Regions from separate parts of the Homo sapiens genome. Here all the other regions are linked to region 2. A link is a contact called in ENCODE Hi-C or POLR2A ChIA-PET data. All regions are on one chromosome and are shown on one strand. Each heading gives the region's core, a stretch centred on a gene start or an enhancer-like site at or near the end of the contact. The rest is flanking DNA. Distances are from core to core; before and after follow the strand shown.

What was found. A loop is a pair of places that touch in the nucleus more often than their neighbours do. ChIA-PET counts read pairs that join two places held with the same protein, here RNA polymerase II (POLR2A). Pooled maps may share reads with other maps.
Region 1: a pooled map shows a loop between it and region 2 (2.5-fold over the local background). The contact joins the promoter of SWAP70 here to the enhancer-like site in region 2. A Hi-C loop is called at or near these places in 1 of 50 pooled maps. POLR2A ChIA-PET finds 5 or more read pairs at or near these places in 4 of 52 experiments (HepG2, activated CD4-positive, alpha-beta memory T cell, activated T-cell and 1 more).
Region 3: a pooled map shows a loop between it and region 2 (1.8-fold over the local background). The contact joins two enhancer-like sites. A Hi-C loop is called at or near these places in 1 of 50 pooled maps. POLR2A ChIA-PET finds 5 or more read pairs at or near these places in 4 of 52 experiments (HepG2, activated CD4-positive, alpha-beta memory T cell, activated T-cell and 1 more).

What each region holds. Positions count from the first base shown.
Region 1 is chr11:9,662,541-9,667,158 of GRCh38, forward strand. It overlaps SWAP70 (switching B cell complex subunit SWAP70), which reads left to right and starts at 1,537. Exons shown (of 12, transcript NM_015055.4): 1 at 1,537-1,738. The coding sequence starts at 1,640. RefSeq lists enhancers at 715-914, 2,025-2,144 and a silencer at 1,385-1,884.
Region 2 is chr11:9,279,336-9,284,058 of GRCh38, forward strand. It overlaps TMEM41B (transmembrane protein 41B), which reads right to left. Exons shown (of 7, transcript NM_015012.4): 7 at 1,319-4,258. The coding sequence ends at 4,089. Among named protein-coding and RNA genes, the nearest start is that of TRL-CAA5-1, 6.5 kb to the left of the region's middle. Within about 2 kb of position 1,501, at least 2 of the 41 ENCODE cell types and tissues checked have a DNase peak (open chromatin) inside an H3K27ac peak, as active enhancers do.
Region 3 is chr11:9,687,821-9,692,147 of GRCh38, forward strand. The region is part of intron 1 of SWAP70 (switching B cell complex subunit SWAP70); the gene reads left to right. Among named protein-coding and RNA genes, the nearest start is that of SWAP70, 26 kb to the left of the region's middle. Within about 2 kb of position 1,316, at least 18 of the 41 ENCODE cell types and tissues checked have a DNase peak (open chromatin) inside an H3K27ac peak, as active enhancers do.

The sequences.
Region 1 (4,618 bases), core at 287-2,786, 380 kb after region 2:
CAGGACAGTCACAGTGAGGGGCTGGCCACCCTTTTGCTCCTGCCCCTTCTTTCGTCAGTGGGGCCATCCTCTCCTCTTCCCCACCAGTTCCTTTTTGATCTCAAACTCACTGAAGAGGCTCCTTCTTGTTCTTCTCTTTCCAAATATCCCTTTCTTATGAAGATCTTTTCCTTTCTTAATAAGGCAAACATGTGCATTAAGGAACTTAAAAAAGCAAAACAAAACCAAACTTCATCTGAGAACCACCTCATTTTAAAAACTCTTGGTGTTTATTGTTCTCTCCAATTAGTCCAGGATTGGAGAGGAGAGGTACTGAGCCTGGCGATTTAATCAGACCTTAGTTAACCGGCAATAGTTATTATCCTAGGATGCTAGTACTGCAAGAACCCTTCCAGAACATCTGGTGCAACCCTGCTCTTTTTATACGGGATAATTTGAAGCCCAAAGAGATCAAGTGACCATTGTGACCACCGCGAACAGATATTAATTCAACAGCTGCAATCGAATACTTTTTTTTTTTTTTTTGAGACGGAGTTTCACTCTTGTTGCCCAGGCTGGAGTGCAATGGCGCGATCTTGGTTCACTGCAACCTCCGCCTACCGGGTTCAAGCGATTCTCCTGCCTCAGCCTCCCGAGTAGCTGAGATTACAGGCATGTGCCACCACGCCCGGCTAATTTTGTATTTTTAGTAGAGACGGGGTTTCTTCATGTTGGTCAGGCTGGTCTCGAACCCCCGACCTCAGGTGATCCGCCCGCCTTGGCCTCCCAAAGGGCTGGGATTACAGGCGTGAGCCACCACGCCTGGCCGAATACGTTCTTTTAAATGGTCCATCTCTTTGGATTAGTAAAATGGGTGGAGTGATTTGGAATTGGCCCAGATCTCCTATTCTGCAAGCAGAGAAACACTACAGAGAGGTATTACCCAGGTCAAACCCCTCCTAAGATGTGAATTGAACAACAGCTAGGCGTTAGGAAGAAAATGCTGCCTGACCCTGACTTCTAAACTCCCCTTAAACGTCGTCGCTGTGTCCCTAGAACCCAAGATAGAGTATGCATGAATAAACTTTTGCGAAATGAACCAACAAACTTCCCTCGAGGTCCTTCCTGCCTCCCCGCCGCCCTGCATCTCCCCGACTTGGGACTGCGCTATCATTTCAGTCCTGGTCTGGGGACTTTTCGGGGTCTTCTCTGGCCTTCTCAGACAGTGACTCCGTTCCCAGGACAGGACCAGGGATCCCTTTTTCACTGCGGGGCGCTGGGAGGAGGCGGGTAGGCTGCTCACCTAATCTCTCGGGTTTTTCCTCAAGACGCGGTCATTTGTGTGAGGTGTTGTACTCGAGCACCCAAAATGGCCCGAACTGGTCTGGGAAACATTAGGGAGATGTGTTTACCGTCCTGGCTGACACTGAAGGCCAAGCATTCTTGCCACCAGGCGTGGCTTGACTCGCAGAACCCACACTCTGGCGGCTGTGGGCGCGGCACTGGACCGGCGCCGGCAGCAGGGCGGGGCCTGGCGGGGGCGGGGCCTGGCGGGTCAGGTGACTGCGCGGCGGGCTGTGGCTGCGGAGGTTGAGGGGCGTCCGAGGCGCGGAGGGGCTGGCTGGGCAGGAGGGGTTGGCGGGGCAGCAGGGCCGCGGCCATGGGGAGCTTGAAGGAGGAGCTGCTCAAAGCCATCTGGCACGCCTTCACCGCACTCGACCAGGACCACAGCGGCAAGGTCTCCAAGTCCCAGCTCAAGGTGGGCGCCTCCTGACCCGGCCCCCCACCCGACCCTCCCCGGCGCGCTCTGTACTTCCCTTGGGTGGAAGCGGGACCTGGCGGGCCGTGACCGCAGGGCGGGGCGGGTCGGAATGCGCCCGGTAGGCCCGCTTGGGGCGGAGTGGGTCTGAGACCGGGATTTGGTGTTTACTGCCTCCCCCTTGCCTTCGGGCCATGCCCTCGGTTGGATGTGTTAGTTCCCGCGGGTCTCCCAGGGACTGGGAAGGGTGGCGGGCATAAGGCTGGGGTGAAGTCTGGAGGGCCAAGTGTGATTCCTTCTTGGCGTTGGAGAGCGGGGGGCAGAAAGTGGATTCTGAGGCGGCAATGGGAAGCTCCCTTACACAGCCTTCCCAGAATTTTCCTCTTACTCCAGGAGAGGAAGGGACTTGCCCAAGGTCGCTGGGCAGAACCTTCTGCAGCCCACAGCCCCACACCAGGACAGTCCTCAAAACGGCTAGCTGCCCCGGAGGCGACAGGGCAGTCCGGAGACGCAGAAATGCCCCGAAGCCCGGCCTCCAGGGTCCTTCTCCTTTGGGAGGCTTTTTGACTTGGGAAGACCTTCCGCCCAGCGTCTTTTAAGTTTGGAACTAGTGGACGGGGTGTACTGTGTCCCACAGGGACCTTAGTTCCGGGTGAGGAGCGCTGATCTTTCTGGCACCCTGCAAAAGCGACTGCTTTTTCAGAGTCGTTATTGTGACTGCCGGAGACCCTAGAGTATAGGGTATAAATAAAGGGATGCTTGTAAATTGAGTAACCCCAAGCAGCGAAATTGGCATTAAGCCAGCAGAAATTGGCAGCTTCTTCAAAGTAAAAAAATATAGAAACAGACAAGAAAAGCTATTCATAGGCATTTAAAAATATACATATTTTAGATCCGAATGTCCGGTTTTCTTAGCCCCTTCTGGGAATAAATTCTGAAGATTGGGTTTGTTTTGTATATTTTTGTACAGTAATCCCGTTCTTCTGAGTAGTGGCTTTTATGCCAGTAGGACTTAACATTCTCCTTGTCTTCCTTTTGCCTCTCCTTTCTTTTTCTCACTGATAGAATCATAGTCTGGAAGGGTCCATGGAGATCATCCACGTAATTTTTATTTTACTTCATTTTTAAATATTAACATACAGTAAAATTGACTTTTGGTGTACAGTTCTATAAATTTCAACATATGTATAGATTTATATAACTATCACCACAACCATGGCTTCCTCAGTTCCATCATCCTAAAAAACTCCCTGATGTTGCCCTGCCTCCACCCCAACTGTCGGCAACCATTGATCTTTCCTAATTGCTATAGTTTTACCTTTTCCGAAGTGCCATGTAAATGGAGTCATATAGTTTGTAACTGTTGAAACTGATTTCTTTTACCCAGCATAATGCCTTAGAGATTAATCCATTTTGTTGTGTGTACCAATAATTTTTTAAATTGCTAAGTAATATTCTATTGCATGGATGTATGGTAGTTTTTAGCCATGCATCTGTGAGAATTTGTGTTATTTCCAGTTCGGGGGAGTTATGAGTAGGTCTACATTTTACTTTTATTTTTACTTTTAACTTACCTATGCCATTTTATTTAAAGTAAGTTTTTAATAAATAGATGTAGCTGGGTCTTTTTTTTTATTCATTCTGACAATCTCTGTCTTTTAATTGGTATATTTAGGCCATTTACATTTAATGTAATTATTGATATGGTTTGATTTAGGGCTACCATTTTATTATAATTTGGTTTCTGCTTTTTTTTTTTCCTCTCTTTTTCTTCCATCTTTGGGATTATTTGAATATGCTTTAGTTTTTTGTTTTTTTTTTTTCTGAGACACAGTCTTGCCCTGTTGCCCAGGCTGGAGTGCGGTGGTGTGATCTCGGCTCACTGCAACGTCTGTCTCCTAGGTTCTAGAGATTCTCGTGCCTCAGCCTCCCAAGTAGCTGGGATTGCAGGTGTGCGTCACCACACCTAGCTAATTTTTGTATTTTTAGTAGAAACGGGGTTTCACCATGTTGGCCAGGCTGGTCTTGAACTCCTGAGCTCAGGTGATCTGCCCTCCTTGGTTTCATGAAGTGCTAGGATTACAAGTGTGACCCACTGTGCCTGGCCAATATTTCATTTTAATAGAGTTTTTTACTATATTTCTTCATGTAGGTTTTTTTAGTACTTGCTCTAGGAGTTAGAATATCCATCCCTAACTTTTCATAGTGTACTTAGAGTTAATATTTTACCACTTTAAGGAGAATGTAGAAAACTTATCACCATATAGGTCCCTTTACTCTCACTGCTTTATGTTGTAATTGTCATATTTATTAATCTACATACATTGAAATCCCCATCAGACAATATTAAATTTTTTGCTTTCAACCATCATTTCTCTTTTAAAGATCTTAAGAGGAGAAGAAAATTTTATTCTTTTTTTCCAGATATTCCCAGATGACCTCTTAATTTTTTTTTTTTTTTTTTGAGCCGGAGTTGCGCTCTGTCACCCAGGCTAGAGTGCAGTGGTGTGATCTCGGCTCACTGCAACCTCTGCCTCCCGGGTTCAAGCGATTCTCCTGCCTCAGCCTTCTGAGTAGCTGGGACTACAGACACGTGCCACCAAGCCTGGCTAATTTTTGTATTTTTAGTAGAGATGGGGTTTCACCATATTGGCCAGGGTGGTCTCAAACTCCTGACCTCGTGATCTGCCCGCCTTGGCCCTGCAAAGTGCTGGGACTACAGGTGCCCGCTGCCATGCCTGACTAATTTTTTTGTGTGTATGTTTTAGTAGAGACGGGGTTTCATTGTATTGCCCAGGCTGGTCTCGAACTCCTGAGCTCAGGCAATTTAACCAACTTGGCCTCCAGAAGTGCTAGGATTACAGGTGTGAGCAACTGCAA
Region 2 (4,723 bases), core at 251-2,750:
ACAAGTTTTAAATATTTTAGCCAGGCACCGTGGCTCACGCCTGTAATCCCAGGACTTTGAGAGGCCGAGGCGGGCGGATCACGAAATCAGGAGATCGAGACGATCCTGGCTAACACGATGAAACCCCGTCTCTACTAAAAGTGCGAAAAACCAGCCGGGCAAGGTGGCAGGCGCGAGTCCCAGCTCCTCGGGAGGCTGAGGCAGGAGAATGGCGTGAACCCGGGAGGCGGAGTCTGCAATAAGCCGAGATGGCGCCACTGCACTCCAGCCTGGGCGACAGAGAGACACTCCACCTCAAAAAAACAATTTTTAAATATTTTGTTGTTTTTTTTTTTTTGATACAGTCTCGTACTCTCGCCCAGGCTGGAGTGCAGTGGCGCCATCTCGGCTCACTACAAGCTCCGCCTCCCGGGTTCATGCCATTCTCCTGCCTCAGCCTCCCTAGTAGCTGGGACTACAGGCGGCCGCCACCACACCGGGCTAATTTTTTGTATTTTTAGTAGAGACGGGGTTTCACCATGTTAGCCAGGATGGTCTCAATCTCCTGACCTTGTCTCCACCCGCCTCGGCCTCCCAAAGTGCTGGGATTACAGCCGTGAGCCACCGCGCCTGGCCTGTTTTGAGATGGAGTCTCACTTTGTCACCCAGGCTGTAGTACACTGGTGTGATGTTGGCTCACTACAACCTCTGCCTCCCGCGTTCAAGCGACTCTCCTGCCTCAGCCTCCCAAGTAGCTGGGATTACAGGTGCACACCACCACACCCAACTAATTTTTTATTTTTAGTAGAGACGGGGTTTCTCCATGTTGGCCAGGCTGGTCTCGAACTCCTGACCTCAGGTGATCCACCCACCTTGGCCTCTGGAAGTGCTAGGATTACAGGTGTGAGCTACCGTGCCCGGCCATTTCATTGTTCTTAGTGGTGAAAATGTACATCGAAATTTAAGAATATACTTTTATTCAACGAAGAGTTTGTTTTTAGTTTTTTGAGACAGAGTCTGGCTCTGTTGCCCAGGCTGGAATGCAGTGGCACAATTTCATCTCATGGCAACCTCCACCTTCTGGGTTCAAGCAATTCTTCTGCCTCAGCCTCCCAAGTAGCTAGGACTATAGGCGTGTGCCACCACACCTGGCTAATTTTTCATATGTTTAGTAGAGACGGGGTTTCACTGTGATGGCCAGGCTGGTCTTGAACTCCTGACTGCAGGTGATCCACCTGCTTCGACCTTCCAAAGTGCTGGGATTACAGGCGTGAGCCACCTTGCTCGGCCAGAGTTTTTTAATGTAAGTACTTCCATGAAATAAATCCCAAATGTGACATTTAGGTTTCTCCAATACAATTTATTATTATTACATTTTAGCTTGCATTTACTAAGTGTCATGGAAATATTATACTCAAAATAACAGAGCTCCAGAGAAAGACAGTTAACTAAGAAAGAACAGTTTCACTTTCTTAGCTTGTCAACTCCTAGTTAGCCTGCTTGCCTCCGCACCACAGATGCTTGTCTTCTTGTGGTTGTTACCACAAGCCAAAGCTTGAATTTACATGGGCATCAGGCCAAGTCTGTAAATCCGTGAAGACAGGCCATCAACTGCATTGAGGGTACAGCCTTGCTGAAGGGTCCTTTCTTGACAGTCAATGATGATGAATCTGGAAAAACTGTCTATTCTCTTAGGAGAAGAAAATATACCCCACCTAAAGTCGCAGCTACCATTAACAAAAAAAAAAATTAGCAAAGGGAAAGAATCAATGGTAAGGACAGTAAATATACTCTGAGAATAGAGTAAGTACAATTTACACACGCTGGAGTAAATAGTGAAGCTTCTACTGAGTTCTACTGAGTCTAAGCTCTTTTATTTTTAAAATTCTGATAAAAATTTACTCAATTACATTTTATACATTAATATTTAGTGAATTTGTCCAAAAAGGCTATGTTTAATTTATGTGTAAAAATAACAAAAGATGTATCAGTCAGTCTCTGGGCAATAAGAAAGGAAGAAAGCCTTGCTAGAAATAATAAATAATCTCACGCAAAAGGCCAGGTGACATAAGAATACTACAATAATCAATATGTTTTCTTTGTATTTACAATAAAATCCATCTGTTAACACTGTGATAGAAAAAATAATCAGTCCACATCATGTAATAAAAACAGGCTTTGAGGATGATTATACCTCTTATAATAAAAACATACAAGGATTTCTCACAGCTAAAGTACTTTTCAACTTTGACAACTAATAACAGTCATGGGTGAAGGTAAAACTGACAGAGTACTTTAGATCAGCTATGTCCTACAGTCAAGGAATCAAGGGCATTACCCATTTACCAAGCAGCAAAAAGCACTTTCATTTTTCCAGAACTATTTAAATACAGTAGTTGCCATGTGATCAGTTAATTTTACTTTGTGAGTTAGATAAAGTAAAGACTAAATTGGGAAACTGCAATAAGTAATCAAAAGTAGCTCCAAACAACAAAGCCATCAATAGAAACAAAAGGCATTTTTCTAGGTGTATCATGCATAAAAAGAATAATTACATAATATTATTAAATATATTCCTTAATGACCAGATTAATAAATGAGGTAAAATTTAGTCATTGGAACAAATAAACTATATTTAATCACTTGTGTTTTGCTGTCACTGTTTAAAATAATTAACTTAATGTCTAAAAACTACATACTCTTGAATGTTTGCTTTTTAGAGCCCCTTGTGGGATATTAAAGAGCCATAACAAATTATCTGAATATAAATTATCAATACCAGGCTGGGCACAGTGGCTCATGCCTGTAATCCCAGCACTTTGGGAGGTGGAAGTGGGCATATAGCCTGAGGTCAGGAGTTCAAGACCAGCCCGGCCAACATGGTGAAACCCCGTCTCTACTAAAAACACAAAAATTAGCTGGGCACGGTGGCACACACCTGTAATCCCAGCTACTCAGGAGGCTGGGCCAGGAGAATCGCTTGAACCCAGGAGGCGGAGTTTGCAGTGAGCCGAGATCACACCACGCACTCCACTCCAGCCTGGGCAACAGCAAGACTCCGTCTCAAAAAAAAAAAAAATTATCAATACCAAATATGATACAGTTATGTAATACCCATTTTGCATATGCACAGTGGAAATACTGTAAAAACTACAAGATGAAAGAAAACCGACTGGCCAGAACTTTAAATTTCAGACTAATCCATGATAAAAATCTAGATGATAAAAAACAAAAATAAAATTAACAAAATAGATAACTTGATATCCTTTCCATATTCAGTCGTCTACTAACATGCCATCTCCAAACAAATCCATTACCTCAAAAGAGGAAGAAAATGGGCCAGGCGCGGTGGCTCACGCCTGTAATCCCAGCACTTTGGGAGGCCAAGGCGGGCAGATCACGAGGTCAGGAGATCGAGACCATCCTGGCTAACACGGTGAAACCCCGTCTCTACTAAAAATACAAAAAAATTAGCTGGGCATGGTGGCGGGCGCCTGTAGTCCCAGCTACTCAGGAGGCTGAGACAGGAGAATGGCGTGAACCCAGGAGGTGGAGCTTGCAGTGAGTGGAGATCGCGCCACTGCACTCCAGCCTGGGCGGCAGAGCTAGACTCCGTCTCAAAACAGAAAAAAAAAAAAAAAAAAAAAGAGGAAGAAAATGTAAATCTCTTTTTAAGTTTTCCAGTTTATGCTCTGAAAAAAGCCTAACATTAACAAAACCTGCAACACTACTTTAAAAAATCTAGAATTTAAAAATATCTATTTTAGTTATTAAAGATAAAAAATATTCAATTAAATTGAATGAATTAGCTGGATCAACAATTTCCTACCACACTACTATTATCTACAGCTACCCTTGGTATAATAATTTATAAGATGTCTAAGATGTCTACCTTAACTATTGATAGCACTTTTCACAGTATACCAATTTCCATTTTTACTTTCTTCTCCCCTTGTCACTTAAATGTATTACTTTAACTATCTGATAGGAAATTTTATTTTACAAATTCCTTGTTTAATTACTGAAGAGGTGATTTTAAAACATAAATGGATGCACCTGTTAATCCTGAGATGGTGATGACAGCAAAACTAAAAATCAGATGATTATTTTTACTCAAATTTCTGCTTTAGTTTTTTTTGGAAGATGGCTGGCAGAATAGAAAGAACAGCCAAGATCATCAGAATAAATATTGAGTTCCAGGAAACAGCTTCTCCTGCTGTTGTAAGTTGATACAGTGTTGTTCCTGCCTTAATGGCTACAAAAGAAGGAGGTGCGACACCTGAAATAAAATATAAAAAGATACAGTAAAAACCACCGCAATTGTTTTTAAAAAATTAAAATGTTCTGTGTGCATAAAGTTTCTTAAAACAACACAGCTATTTCCATTTTGGAAAAAAAATTAAGAATTTAAAGCTCAAGTTTATTTCCATATAAAGAATTCAATCTTTCCTAATCACCTCTTAAGGATAATGATTTTTTTTTTTTTTGAGACGGAGTTTCGCTCTTGTTGCCCCCGCTGGAACACGATGGCGCGATCTTGGCTCACTGCAACCTCCGCCTCCCGGGTTCAAACAATTCTCCTGCCTCAGCCTCCCGAGTAGCTGGGATTACAGGCATGTGCCACCACACCCGGCTAATTTTGTATTTTCAGTAGAGATGGGGTTTCTCCATGTTGGTCAGAATGGTCTCAAACTCCCGACCTCAGATGATCCGCCCACCTCAGCCTCCCAAAGTGCTGGGATTA
Region 3 (4,327 bases), core at 66-2,565, 410 kb after region 2:
TGATAAGTTAGATATTTGAGATACCATTAGTATCTGAAACAGAACATAGTTAAATGCTGAATAGGAGTTCATGGGGCAGGGTGGTAATCCATAAAGATTTCCTAGAGTTTATGAATGACCCAATCTTGAAGGATGTGACTAGGCAGAAGAGAAATGTTTCCAGCACAGGGCATCACTGTGGGACAGAGAGCTAAGAGATTTGAGTTCTAGTCCCTACTTTGTTGCTAATTATTGTGTGACTTAGGCCAAGTCTCAGGCCACAGTCTTTTTATCTGTGAAGTGAGGAGATAGAAATAGTATATTTTCTAAGATTATTGTTAATATTAAAGTATCACGGCTTTAGTGTTAAGAGAATTTTTAGAAAGAATTCACTTAGCAGTTATTGAAAGTCTTCTGGATTCTGGGCAGCATGCCAGGTGCCATGGGCATGCAATGTTGTATAAGATATGGGCCTTTCAGAAATGTACAGTCTTACAGGAGAGAGAAATCATGTGTGGTAGTTAGCACAAGAGGTACTGCTTGGGAAACAGAGTGAAGAAAGATCATCTTGGTTTGGGTGGTGAAGGCTTCAGAAAGAGATGCCATTTTTGTTAGGCAGGAAAGGAGGTAGGGGTAAATTGAGCAAGGGCCCAGGGGAGAAAGGGATGTGGTACAAGTTGCCTGGGATGCAGTTAGTAAGCTTATTTGGCTGGATTTATATGGTTGGTGCAGAGGGTGGGAAGAAATAAGGAAGGTGAAGTGGGCTGGCCTGTGGAGTGACTTAAATATACAACTCACATATTTCCTTAGCTTTTACTTCTGTAGTCTTCTGATGATTTTTAGGCAGGGGGATAACGTGATGTTAGTGGTACTTGAAGATTTGGTGTAAGTGTCTAGGATGGTAACTGATTGTACTTAGGGATTGAGAGCAATGTGAACAATGACTTTGAGATTTTTGAGGCTGGTTAGATTAAAGGTAAGAGGAAACAAGCAAGACTTAAGCAGTGACAAGCAGGATGAAAAGATGTTTGGAAGGGGAAAATGAGTCCATGCGGGAATGGGCAGGACTTAGAGTAGACAATGCTTTTAAGGCAGGGCATAGCTGTGGTAGGAAATTGGTCATGCTGGTCCATTGTTAGGAAGAATTTTCTGGTAATTTGCCATTGGCTTGAAATTTTATAAATCAGACAGGAATTTTAATGTTTTAAAAAAAGATTGCCCATTATGAGTTATAAGTCTATAATTGTGTCAGTTCAGATAAGTCTTTTGGAATAGAAATCTGCCCCCACTCCGCTTTTTTTTCAGTGTTGAATCTTGCCCATTACGCACATCCTGTAAAGGGAAACAGTGTGTTACTGGGTGGCACGTTTTAAATAACTTTTTAGAATCTCTACGTCTTTGGAGAAAGGAGGGTGAACACTACTTACTCGTGTTAAAACACTGTTCACCATCCTTGATTTCATTTTCATGATGGCTGGAGTAAAATGCTCAAAAGGGGTAAATGGCAAGCAAACCACTGAACAGGAACAGACCACACGAGCAGGGCTCATGCAGTTAATTAGTCATCTTGTCAGCAGAGGCCCTGCAGAGGCAACTGCAGACAGCTATGAGGGAACTGGAGAGATGAGTTTCTGGCATGGATATGGATCTGTTATTGTGGTAACAATAGTTTATTCTTCAGATCAGCAGAATGAGAGCAAAGCTGCTTAGCAATTATGTGGGTGCTGAAAGAATGGCCTTTGGAGGAACAGGCATTTGAAGCGGGATAAATTCAGCTTTTTCAAGAAACTTGCAAACACCCTGATTAGAATGATTTGGGGCAGTCCTTTTACAAATCAAGAACTTGTAGTCCTCTTTCTGATTCTTTTGTCTTAATCTGCTTTTCAGCTTCCTCATCTGGAGAAGGGGTTAGTGCCTCTTAGTGCAGATTCCCCCAGAGGGATAGGGTGCTGGGAGATGAGGGCTCCCAGAGAGAGAACGGTCCCAGACTTCTAGGTATGTGGACTTCCTTGCCACTGGCACTAACTTGGCTCTGCTGAATAGTGCCTGTCATCTCTGTTGGGCCCTGTGGAGCTGATGGGGTGGGGCTGGGGTAGCACCAGCACATCACTAAAATTTAGAAACAACTCACGGGCGTGTCCATCTTTGTATTGGCAGGGCTATCTGTTTTTCCAGAAACAGAGGGAAGGTAGCAAAGCATGGAAAGGACACCAGAGTGGGAGGCTTGGGTCTAATCCCAGTTTTGCTACACGTAAAACTCTGTGATTTGGGACACATCTCCTAATCTCTGACTCAGCCTCTTCGTCTGTAAAATAGCAATAATATCTATTCTCCCTGTGGAGAGGCTAAAACAAATTAATAGATGGTATGAGTCTACTTGAAAAAGCATAAATTGCTGTATAAGTTTATGGAGGAGCTTTTACTTCTTTTTACTAGTTTATATTCCGGCCATCAAAAATTTTATTTCTTGTATATTTTATTTTTATAAAAAGAAAACCTTGGTAAGGTGTAGTCGTTCACGCCTCTAATCCCAGCACGCAGGCCAAGGTGGGTGGATCACTTGAGGTCAGGAGTTTGAGACCAGTCTGGCCAACATGGTGAAACTCTGTCTCTACTAAAAATATAAAAATTAGCTGGGTGTGGTGGCAGGTGCCTGTAATTCCGCTACTTGGGAGGCTGAGGTGGAAAGATTGCTTGAACTTAGGAGGCAGACGTTGCTGAGATCATGCCATTGCACTCCAGCCTGGGTGACAGAGTGAGACTCTGCCTCAAAACAAAAAACAAACAAACAAAAAACCTTGTTGAGACTGGGCATGGTGGCTCATGTGTATAATCCTGGCACTTTGGGAGGCTGAGGTGGGAGGATCACTTGAGCCCAGGAGTTTGAGACCCGCCTGGGCACACATAGTGAGACCCCATCTCTATTTTTAAAAAATACAAATAAATCTTAAAAAAGAAAAAAATACTTGAGATACTGTCTAAGCTTTAAAGAAAGGTTGCTGATAAAAAGTTTTAAAGATAGTACACAATTTTTTCCTCTTTTAGAAATACTGTTTCATTGTTGCTTTATTCAGTTGGTTGTTTTATATATACATATATATTATAATTAATTAATTAATTTTTGAGATGGGACCCCCTCTGTCACCAAGGTTGGAGTGCAGTGGCATGATCATGGCTCAATGCAGCCTCGACCTCCCTAGGCTTAGGTGATCCTCCCACCTCAGCCTCCCATCTCAGCCTCCCAGGTAGCTGGGACTACAGGCATGTGCCACCACATCCAGCTAGCTTTTGTACTTTCTATAGAGATGGGGTTTTGCCATGTTGTCCAGGTTGGTATTGAACTTCTGGGCTCTAGCTATCCTCTTGTTTCAGCCCCCCAGAGTGCTAGGATTATTGGCATAAGCCACCATGCCCAGCCTGTTGTTATATTTTTTGAAGAAGACTTCCCTTTTATAGACCTTACTAACAGTGAAAAAGCTGTCACAAAGCTGGACTTCTTATCTAAATTATGAAATGAGTTTGGGTTGATAGTTAAGGGTTTTACAAACAAGTCCAACTCTCATTTGACAGTGAGGATGCAGAGACATTGGAGCGCAGGTCTCTTCCAGGTGCCTTGTATACTGTGCTGCCTTCCTCACAGTTTGCCTAAGTAAAGATGGTTAAGAAAATTATCACTGAATTTAGCCATCCCTGTGTTTAACAAGAGTGCTGTTTAATTGTCGAAGGCTGAAATCTTGAGTTCAAATCTATATCTTCTGCAGTGGGATCACTTAATCAAACTAAGCATCTATATGTACAAAGAGCATTGTTGACTTTAGACAACTGAAGACATAATGTTTCTTATTACTGGAGAGTGCTGGACCAGAGATTACAAAACCCGAGTTCTAGTCTCAGTTCTTCTCAGTAACTTTAGTCAAGAAAAACAAATTTAATATCTGTGAGTCTGTAGTCACCATTTATAAGATGAGGATGACAATATGACATCCAAGGCCCCTGCCAGGGCTTTAGTTAGAGGATCTGTGAAACCCTAAGGTAGAGAACAGGGTGGGTATGGGAGAGATGGTGTTTTTTGTTTCCTGAAGGCTTTGGATTAATCAGCTACTTTTATCATGTTATTCCCCTATCTGGAAATTTTTGTATTTGCCTCTATTCCTATCCTAAAGCTATCCTTACCTATCCTGTAAGCCATAAGTTACATTTTACTTCCTCTGTGAAGTCACTGTAACACATACTATTTCTCCTTTTCTGAACTCATTTATTGCCCTTACAGCTCACTCATCCATTAGTCATGGTACATTGCTGTGGAATATGTCTTCCTTTTACACCTCATTTCTAGTCAGCAGGTTAA